2 separate regions of the Homo sapiens genome follow, and region 1 is linked to region 2. The links are chromatin contacts, found by Hi-C or POLR2A ChIA-PET in ENCODE. All regions are on one chromosome and are shown on one strand. The core of a region is the stretch at or near the end of the contact, and the rest is flanking DNA. Distances in the headings are between cores, read along the strand shown. Region 1 overlaps MINDY4 (MINDY lysine 48 deubiquitinase 4). Region 2 holds the start of INMT (indolethylamine N-methyltransferase).

Region 1 (4,529 bases), core at 1,983-4,482, 48 kb before region 2:
GGGTTGGTTGGTTGGGTGGGTGAGATGATTGGATGGGTGGAATGGTTTGTTGGATGAATGGATGGTTGGATGGTTGGTTGGGTTGGTTGGTTGGTTTGGTTGGTCGGTTGGGATGGTTGGTTGGTTGGGTGGTCAGATGGCTGGTTAGTTGTTTAGTTGGCTAGATATATGGTTGGGTGATCAGGCAGTCATGTAACTAGTTTTGTATGAACAAAAAAATTACTGAGTAAATTAATGAATGCCAACAGGCAAACTAAAGTTCAAATTGTTTCAATTATATGAAAGACTTACCACTTTTAAGTTTCACGATACTATCACAGACAGATTAGCATAACTTTCCCTTCCATTCTCCTTGCTAAGTGCACTCTCTCATTTGCTTGGCACTTATTATTGCCAGGTACAGAGACATGGCTGAGTAAAGACAGAGAAATAAGGCCCCATTCCAGGCCTCAAAAAGTTCATGAATATAAATATGAGTTATCAAATCATTGTTCTATACTGAGGGTTGTCCAAGATACTGAAGGAACAAAAGAAAGCAGCCAAACTCTGCTAACCAGGATAGGATTAGGGTGAGATAATCAAGAAGCCTAAGGTGCAAAATTTTAAGAGACCTTCCCTCTCAGGTTAATGCAGGTGTCCAGCCTGCAGCTGAACAACTGTGAGAGTGAGTAGCTCCTTACATTTTGCATCCTAGATGCTTCACCTCACTCAGCCTTGTTCTGGTCCTACTAACCTCTATGTGGGCCTTTATATGGGATTCTGGTAGCCAGGAACTGCTGGAACATAGCTAACAGAGCAGCACAAAAGCATCTTGGAGTGAGAAAAAAAGGAATACAGGAAAGATTCTCCATAATACCACTCCTGCTCTCTCACACTCATCTCCCAAATATTATCTCAGAGCCCAACAACTTCCTTCCATCTAACAGCTGCTACTTCTCCTGCATGGAACATCTTCCCAGCCTGTATCCCAGGACTCAGAACCTAGGATGGAGCTGGCAAGGGCCCAGGTGTGGTCCAAGGGAGATCTCAGAGCTGCCATGCTGATGTCCACAGATGGACAATACAAGATCACTCATCTTCCCTTCCAGGGGGATGTGTGGCCACTCTCTCACTTCTTTAGCCGCACTTTCTGGATCTCAAAGGAAATCTGAGTCAAGGGAAATCTCTTTCCTCTGCAGACGCATCAGATCAGAGACTTGGAAACCATGGAACTGAAGGTACCTTGGGGTTATAATAACCACACAAGGTTTAGGGGTCATCAACCCCATTTTTGGAGGGCTCAGAGTGGCCTGTAACATGCACTGGAGCTGTTTCTCATGTTTAATCTCCTGTGCCTACTTTCAGGAGGCCAGCAATCAGAAGGAGAAATGGCATTCCACTGTGGACTGGGGGCACATGTATAGGGTAAAATGTGATCAACAGGCTGAGAAGTGGGGAGAAGTGGCTGAGCATCGGGCATCAATGGCAGGTGTGGAGGACAGCTGTATCCACCACAGAAGAGAGGTCCCCAGAACAGGTTAAGAAGGTGAGGCTGAACCAGTGCAAGAGCCCAAGCAGGCCACTATCCACACAGGATGACCGGCATGCTGGAAAGGAAATAGGTATTGTGTGTCTCAAGAGTCAGATTTTGAACCTTAATAGTCTGATGTGAAGTCCAAATAATGCATAAAGACAAATTAAAATGAAAATTCTCCCCATTACTCATCCCATGAGGTGCAGATGTTTTCAGAGCTGGGATGCTCAGAAGCAGGGAACAGTCAATGAACCGCAAATGCCACATCCTCTGTAAGCCTCCTCCAAGTCCCGGCTGGCACAATTCATTCCCCCTCAGGACACAGAGAGGCATCTGTGCGCCCGTGGCTTTCACTCCAGATCTGGGGGCCTCCAGAGGCTCTAGAGGACCTGGGAGAGTTTGGGATGCACTTGTCTCTCTCCCCCTGGACTGCTTAAGAAAGGTCTGGTAGGGCCTGGTGAATGTCCCCTGAATTAAATTATGCAACAAGGGCAACGAGACTAAATCGCTGGGGTTGGGAGGATTGATGAAGATCTGCTGCCATCTACTGTCCATTCTTCTGCAAAACCTGAAAAACTGCCAGGCATCCCCAGTGTCAGAGGAGTGTTTCAATGCAAAGGCAGAAACACTGAGGCTTTGGGCCCTTGGCTGTATCAAGGCTGCAGAGACCCACAGCAGAACAAGGCAGGTTAATCTTCCCCTGGATCTGTGAATTAAAAGTACAGCCATTCCTTCTCCAATGTTACTGGTTTACCAGGAAGTCTTTTGCATTAAACACTGCCTCTCCAAGCCCAGGGCCCTCCTGCCCCCTCAATAGCGTCCCTTAACTGCTCCCTGAACTTCCACTCCTTTGTGAGGGCCACAATTTAGCACCCAATTACACAGGGCATCCCAGTGCACCCTGGGCTTCTGGAGGCAGGGAACCATATCATGCACTGGCATCCCCAGTGCCTACCTGGGCTATGACACCTCTGAACTCACTAAGACAAAAGGACGTGACCCAGCCACAAAGCCAGTAATGGGTAATATGATGCTCTTGCAGAGGGCTGCACATGTCATGATGGGAAAGGCTGTCTGAGCCTGGAAACAGTTTCGTTTCAGTCTCACCTTCTGGAGTCTGTATCCTAACCTGTAAAAGATCCCTGCTTGGCCCATCTCACCAGGGCATCCAATGCATCTAAGGTGATATCCAGGGACAGGCTTTGCAGTTTATCTTTACTGTAATACCTAGGGGTTGGGTGAATGCAGAAGGAGCCATGAGAACTGACATGGAGGCCACAGGTGTCCCACCCAGCTGCCTCAGACAGGTAAATACTTCCCAGCTGCTGTCAATGTCAGCTGCTAAGGGCTCACAGCTGCATCCTTTTCTGGAGAATCGTCCTTTGCCAAACTCATCTAGGAGGTTGCACACTGCCCGCCCCACTCCAGGATGGGCAGCCCACAGCCAATGACTAAGAGGGGCACAAAAAGCTCACTCCCTTGCCTTAAACATGGGACTAACTCTGAGTCAATTCATGCTCCACATCTCCCCAGGGGATCAGCCTGAGCCCTTAGCCCTCACACCTTTGCTGAGCTCCTTCCCCTGCCCAGTTCCACTTTCCTCACCCCACTTCCTCCTGAGAGCATGCCCCCAACAAATTACATGTACCGGAATCTGACTCAGGCTTGGCCCCTAGGGCATTGCTTCCCAAAGCTTGACACGCATGACATCACCTAAAAAGCTTGTTAAAACCCAGATTCCTGGGCTCCACCCCCAAACTTCTGACTCAGTGGGTCAGACAAGCTGTTTCTAAAAAGTTCCCAGATGATGCAGATGCTGCCAGTCCAGAGATCACAGTTTAAGAACCATTGTTCTTAGGAACCTAACCTGAGAAACCATTCAACAAGTAATAGGCAAAGGGGTTAGGGATGGTGGAATTTAACCTTGCCCTAGTCAGCCTGCCTTCAGCTCAAAATGCTGCAGCCAGGAACAGCCTGGAACAGGCCTCCAGTGACAGATGCTCATACTCAGGGCTGGGAGTGATTCCAGGTTGCTGTGTCCTAAATCCATTTACTATATACCCACAGGTGCTCAGAGGAGCCTATAGTCTAGGAAGGACTCCAAAGTCACAGGACCCTGGTTTACAGGCTCATTATTTACATAAGATGAGCCTTAGAGAGGTCAACTGAATCAAAGTAATTCAGAGATTACAAAAGAAGTCAGAAGTCTGGTCTAGGCATGTGTAGAGGGTAGAATTGGGGAGCCATTACAGAGCAGCCCATCCTACCCCTTCATTTACAGACAGGAGCACAGAGGCCCAGAGAGGCCTGGAGGTCTGCTCAGCAGACTGCAACCTGCAAGCACAAGACAAAGAAGTGCATGACATAAAGGCAAGATGGGGACTTGCTTTTACTGTCCTTAGACAGTAGCTGTGAGCAACCCTACTAACTTGGGCTCTAGTAATAGTCCTGGTGTGGAAGCCTCTTAAACAGCTTCAATAAAACCCCAGTGCCAGAGGAGAAATGTCACAGCACAAAAGTAACAGGACAGCTCACTGCTCACATGTGTGGACTGCAAGCACATGGACCCTGAACTAAGGCCACAGGAAGGCCAGTTCACAAAGAAACACCACTGGCCTGATAGAAAGTAAGATGCAGGGCTGGGCGCAGTGGCTCACGCCTGTAATCCCAGCACTTTGAGAGGCCGAGGCGGGCGGATCACAAGGTCAAGAGATTGAGACCATCCTGGCTGACATGGTGAAACCCCGTCTCTACTAAAAATGCAAAAAAAATTAGCCAGGCGTGGTGGCGGGCGACTGCAGTCCCAGCTACTCGGGAGGCTGAGGCAGGAGAATGGCGTGAACCCGGGAGGCGGAGCTTGCAGTGAGCCAAGATCACGCCACTGCACTCCAGCCTGGGCGACACAGCGAGACTCTGTCTCAAAAAAAAAAGAAGAAAGTAACATGCAGACCAGAGGTATAAATTATGGCCCAATGACCATGACCTAAACCTGCTTCTCCCACAGTCTTCATTTCAG
Region 2 (4,191 bases), core at 540-3,039:
TCACAGGCGAATTTCACCGCTGGGGTCCAGTCATAGGCCCCCGGCTCCTTCTTCAGCCACTTTTCCAGCTCCTCCCGGTTGCGGTCGGTAAAGTCGGAGAGAGTGATGTCTTGGAAGGAATCACAGGCAGCAAGAACTTGGTAGATGGTAGGACCTGAGCCAATGTCAATCAGCGTGTCCCCTTGGAGGCCTCCTGTGGGAGGGAAAGACTGGTAATGGATGGGTAAAAGAAACGAGACCCAAGGCAGACACAGGGATGAGGACACACACCCTGGTCTTACCCAAGGGGCAAACGTGCTTGGTGGTTATCACGGATTGGCAGCTCCCTGTAAGCCAAGCCTCATGCCAAATATTTTATATGTGTTAATTTCCATTTACACCTCAAAACTACCCTGTGTAGTGACTGCTATCACTATTTTCATTTTGCAGATTAGAAAACTGAGTCTGTAAAAGGTTAAACAATTAGCCCAATACCTTTCAGTCAAGAACATAAGCCAAGAGTATAATATTTCTGGGACAGAGAACAGAGGCCCAAGCCCTGCTCTGGGGAAGATTCGGGCTGGAGAGTTCAGAGAGGACATGCTGGGGTCAGTGGCCCTTTAAGTTTCAGGCTGACTGGGAGCTGGAAGCCTCCCCTGGAAGTCCAGCCCTTCCTGGATGGGTTTCTTGTTCCTTGGAGGAGGGAGGGGTGAAAGCATACAGGAATAGGAAGCCGGGGCTAAGGAGATGATCTGGGAAGATGGCCCCAGGAGTGAATCCAGGGTCACCTGGAAGCTGGAATGAAGCATGACTTCCAACATTCTGTCTGGAGCCCTGGCGTGGGGCCATCACTTGGCCTTCCAAGCTTGGTCACACCCAGTCCGGCTGTTCTCTGATTTCTGCCTCCCACACCGGCCTGCTCCTCCAGGCTCAGCAGCCTTTTAACCCCCTCTTATCCCACAGACCACCAGGAGACTCACCCTTACTGTTCCCCAGTCAAGTGCCTAAAGTGAGGACACGGCTGCTTGAGTTTAGAAGACACAATCAAATCATGGGGTCACCATGGGGAGGGCAGTGATCATCGGGAGACAGGCAGAAGTCACCATCCATCGTGCAGATGGCTCAGTTGAGGTCCTTGGGGTCTGAGCCCCTTGCTCAGGGTTGAGACCCCACCTAGCAATCCTTGTCCCAGGGCAGGGCTTTTCCAGGTCCTCATCACAGACACATCTAGGCTGCACACTCCGGGCACAGGCGATCCCGTCCCACTGCAACCCTGCTGTTTGCCCTTGGCCTTCTGGGGGCCCCAGAGGCCTGGCTGTGCAAGGTCAGGACTGAACTTGATGATGACCTGGAGAGCCTTTTCTGCTCCACCCCAAAGACCTAGGGGCTAATGGAGAGCAGTGTGGGAACTGCACGGGGCTGTGCTCTTCAGCTGGCACAGAGCTCCTGAGCCATGGGGAGACAGACTCAACCTCCAGCATAACAGCTGCCCAAAGAGAGGGGGCAGGGCCCCAGAAGCTCCCCCAGCCCATCCCCAAAAACCCCTAGAGGAGACCAGACTGCCCCCAGGACACCGTCTCCCCATCCCCATCCAGGTTCCTTGGAGAGAGGCTCAAGGGGAAGGGCCACCCTCTGCTCACCAGGGCCGAAGGTCTTGTGGAGACATTCCAAGTTAAACTTCAGCATCTCGGCCTCGGGTGAGGGGCTGCCATCGAAGCTGTAGTAAGTAGCCAAGTAGTCCCTGGGCAGGAAGTGCTTCTGGTACTCATCACCCCCAGTGAAGCCACCCTTCATGGTGTCCCTGAAATGTGCCCCCTCCTTGCTATCAGGTCTTATGAGGGCTCCAAGCTCTCCAGGCTCCACCCCCAGCATTCCAGCCTCATCCCATGGCTCCTCCCAAGTATGCCTTTCCTTGAGCTTCTCCTTCTAGGGGGATGCAGAAGGCAGTGCATGTCTCACCACCTCCCAGCCACACTGACACACCTGAGGTTTCCCCAACCCCAGAGCTATGACAGCTGGGGCTGCAGCCGCCCTGGCCCTGCTGCCTCTAGGGACCAACCCATGTCCGTCAAAGGCAATTGATGGTGCCCAGCCCTGGGTGCAACTCTCAGCCCTGGCAGCCACATGCTGCTCTGTGGCCTCCAAGTAGGTGTCAGACCTATGTTTCCCCACCTGCGTGCCCACTTCACTGACTGTAAGGACCAAAGTCACTCCTCTAAGTCACAGGTGTTGTGACCTGAGTGCACAGTGAGATCCCCATCTTGTCGCCTGGTGGTCACTGGGGCCCAGTGGCTCTCTCTAGGCCAGGCAGTGGGTGCAGCTTCATGCATCCCCCATCCCTGCTGGAGAACACAGTTCAGACCCCAGGAGGCAGAGCAGAATGGCTGACTTGGCATCACTGTGCAGGTCACTGGGAGAAGAGCAGAAATTGTCGTCAATCTCCATGAATGAGAACAAGGGCGCCCGGTCATAAAGCATAAACTGTCAGAGGGGTCCTGGCTTCCTGGCCACTGACTCACCTGGCTACTCCGGGTAAGACACTCCTGGCCTCAGTCTTCTCTTTGAAATGGGACTGGGTTGTAAAATCTCCCACAGACAGAAAAAAGCTCAGTCTCTGTTTTTGGCACTAGGAAATGGCTCTGACTTGGCCACAAACCGGACAGAAATGAATCCGCTACACTGGAGGTTCAGGCCTCTTGCCCTGAAAGTGGGAAGGACAGGAATGCCTTGTTCTGGCTTTAAGTAAACAAACAATTCTGAATCCACAGGGCCCAACAGATGGGTGATGCCACAGACGCAGGAACACCCAGCGGTCGTCAGGGCCTGGCTTCCAAGGGGCGGGTGCCTGGGCAGCCTCCAGGGAGGCCTGCGGCTGTCGTGCTGGCCTGCAAAAGGCATACAGAGCAGGCAGGAAACTGCAGGGCTCGCATTACATGATTGGAGGAGTGTGCAATAAAGGCACGGTGCTAACTAAGTTGTGGGCAGGGTGGAAGGAAGACATATGGTACCTCTATTAGTCAGGGTTCTTCAGAGAAAGAGAACCCAGCTTGTGTACACTGAGAGAATCAGATCTATTTTAAGTAATTGGCTTGTATAATTGTGGAGGCCAGTAAGTCCAAACTCTGAAGGGTGGGACCAGGAAAAGCCAATGTTGCAGTCCAAGTCCAAAGACCAGCTGCTGCCAGAATTCCCTCTTGCTCGGGGAAGGCCAGTCTTTTGTTCTACTTGGGCCATCAGCTGATTGGATGAGTCCCGCCCACATTATGGAGGGCGATCTTCTTTACTCAAAGTTTAAATGTGAATTTCATCCAAAAACACCCTTACACAAACAGCCAGGATCATGACTGACCACCTATTTGGGCACCATGACCTAGCCAAGTTGACTCATAGAAAGCACCATCACAGAACCTGAGGGCTAGCAGCATGGAGGAGCCATCATCCCAGTGAGACTGAGACAGAGCTGTGCAGAGAGGGCCTCCTGCAGCAGCCAATAGCAAAAGAGCTGATATGATTTGGCTGTGTCTTCACCCAAATCTTATCTTGAATTGTAGCTCCCACAATTCCCACATGTTGTGGGAGGGACCCGGTGGGAAGTAATTGAACCATTGGGGCAGGTCTTTCCCATGCTGTTCTCATGATACTGAATAAGTCTCTTGAAATCTGATCATTTTATAAGGGGGACTTTCCCTGCACAAGCTCTCTTTTTGCCTGCTGACATCCATGTAAGACATGACTTGCTCCTCCTTGCCTTCAGCCATGATTGTGAGGTCTCCCCAGCCATGTGGAACAGTGAGTCCATGAAACCTTTTTCCTGCATAAATTACCCAGTTTTGGTTATGTCCTTATTAGCAGTATGAAAACGGACTAATAGAGTAGCTAAAGAATAAATACCCAGACCTCCTTCTCCTACCTTCCTCCAATATCCTGCCAAATTTAGAGGGAAGGGAGTGGTGACTACAGTCCACATGTCAGCTTCCTGGCACTTGCAGTAGCCTGGAGAGGATGGAAAGCAGAATGGAGAGGCACATGGAAGACGCCCAGCATTAACACTTAAGGAGTTGAACCGTGGACATGCATGTACTATCCAGGGATTACCCAGAGCCCCTGCAGCAGGACGTGAGCATCTAGGGGGTCTGTACAGGGCGGGAAGAGACCATCCTTCCCAGAACTACACATCATGCTGCAACTGGATGTCCTTGGATGGATAGAGGA

Evidence for each region. Hi-C counts contacts between places; a loop is a spot of excess contacts on that map. ChIA-PET counts read pairs that join two places held with the same protein, here RNA polymerase II (POLR2A). Pooled maps may share reads with other maps.
Region 1: a map of heart right ventricle shows a loop between it and region 2 (4-fold over the local background). The contact joins the enhancer-like site here to the promoter of INMT in region 2. A Hi-C loop is called at or near these places in 36 of 168 maps with a recorded cell type or tissue (Caco-2, Calu3, GM23248 and 17 more), 19 of 37 single-sample maps with no recorded cell type and 25 of 50 pooled maps. POLR2A ChIA-PET finds 5 or more read pairs at or near these places in 4 of 52 experiments (AG04450, BJ, K562 and 1 more).

Annotation. Positions count from the first base shown.
Region 1 is chr7:30,798,419-30,802,947 of GRCh38, reverse strand. All of the region lies in intron 5 of MINDY4 (MINDY lysine 48 deubiquitinase 4), which reads right to left. All of the region lies in intron 7 of INMT-MINDY4 (INMT-MINDY4 readthrough (NMD candidate)), which reads right to left. Among named protein-coding and RNA genes, the nearest start is that of MINDY4, 29 kb to the right of the region's middle. RefSeq lists enhancers at 2,033-2,162, 3,029-3,148. Within about 2 kb of position 3,232, at least 6 of the 41 ENCODE cell types and tissues checked have a DNase peak (open chromatin) inside an H3K27ac peak, as active enhancers do; they include ascending aorta and heart right ventricle, where a contact is called at or near this core.
Region 2 is chr7:30,749,733-30,753,923 of GRCh38, reverse strand. It overlaps INMT (indolethylamine N-methyltransferase), which reads right to left and starts at 1,789. Exons shown (of 3, transcript NM_006774.5): 1 at 1,620-1,789; 2 at 1-193. The coding sequence starts at 1,773. It overlaps INMT-MINDY4 (INMT-MINDY4 readthrough (NMD candidate)), which reads right to left and starts at 1,789. Exons shown (of 20, transcript NR_037598.1): 1 at 1,620-1,789; 2 at 1-190.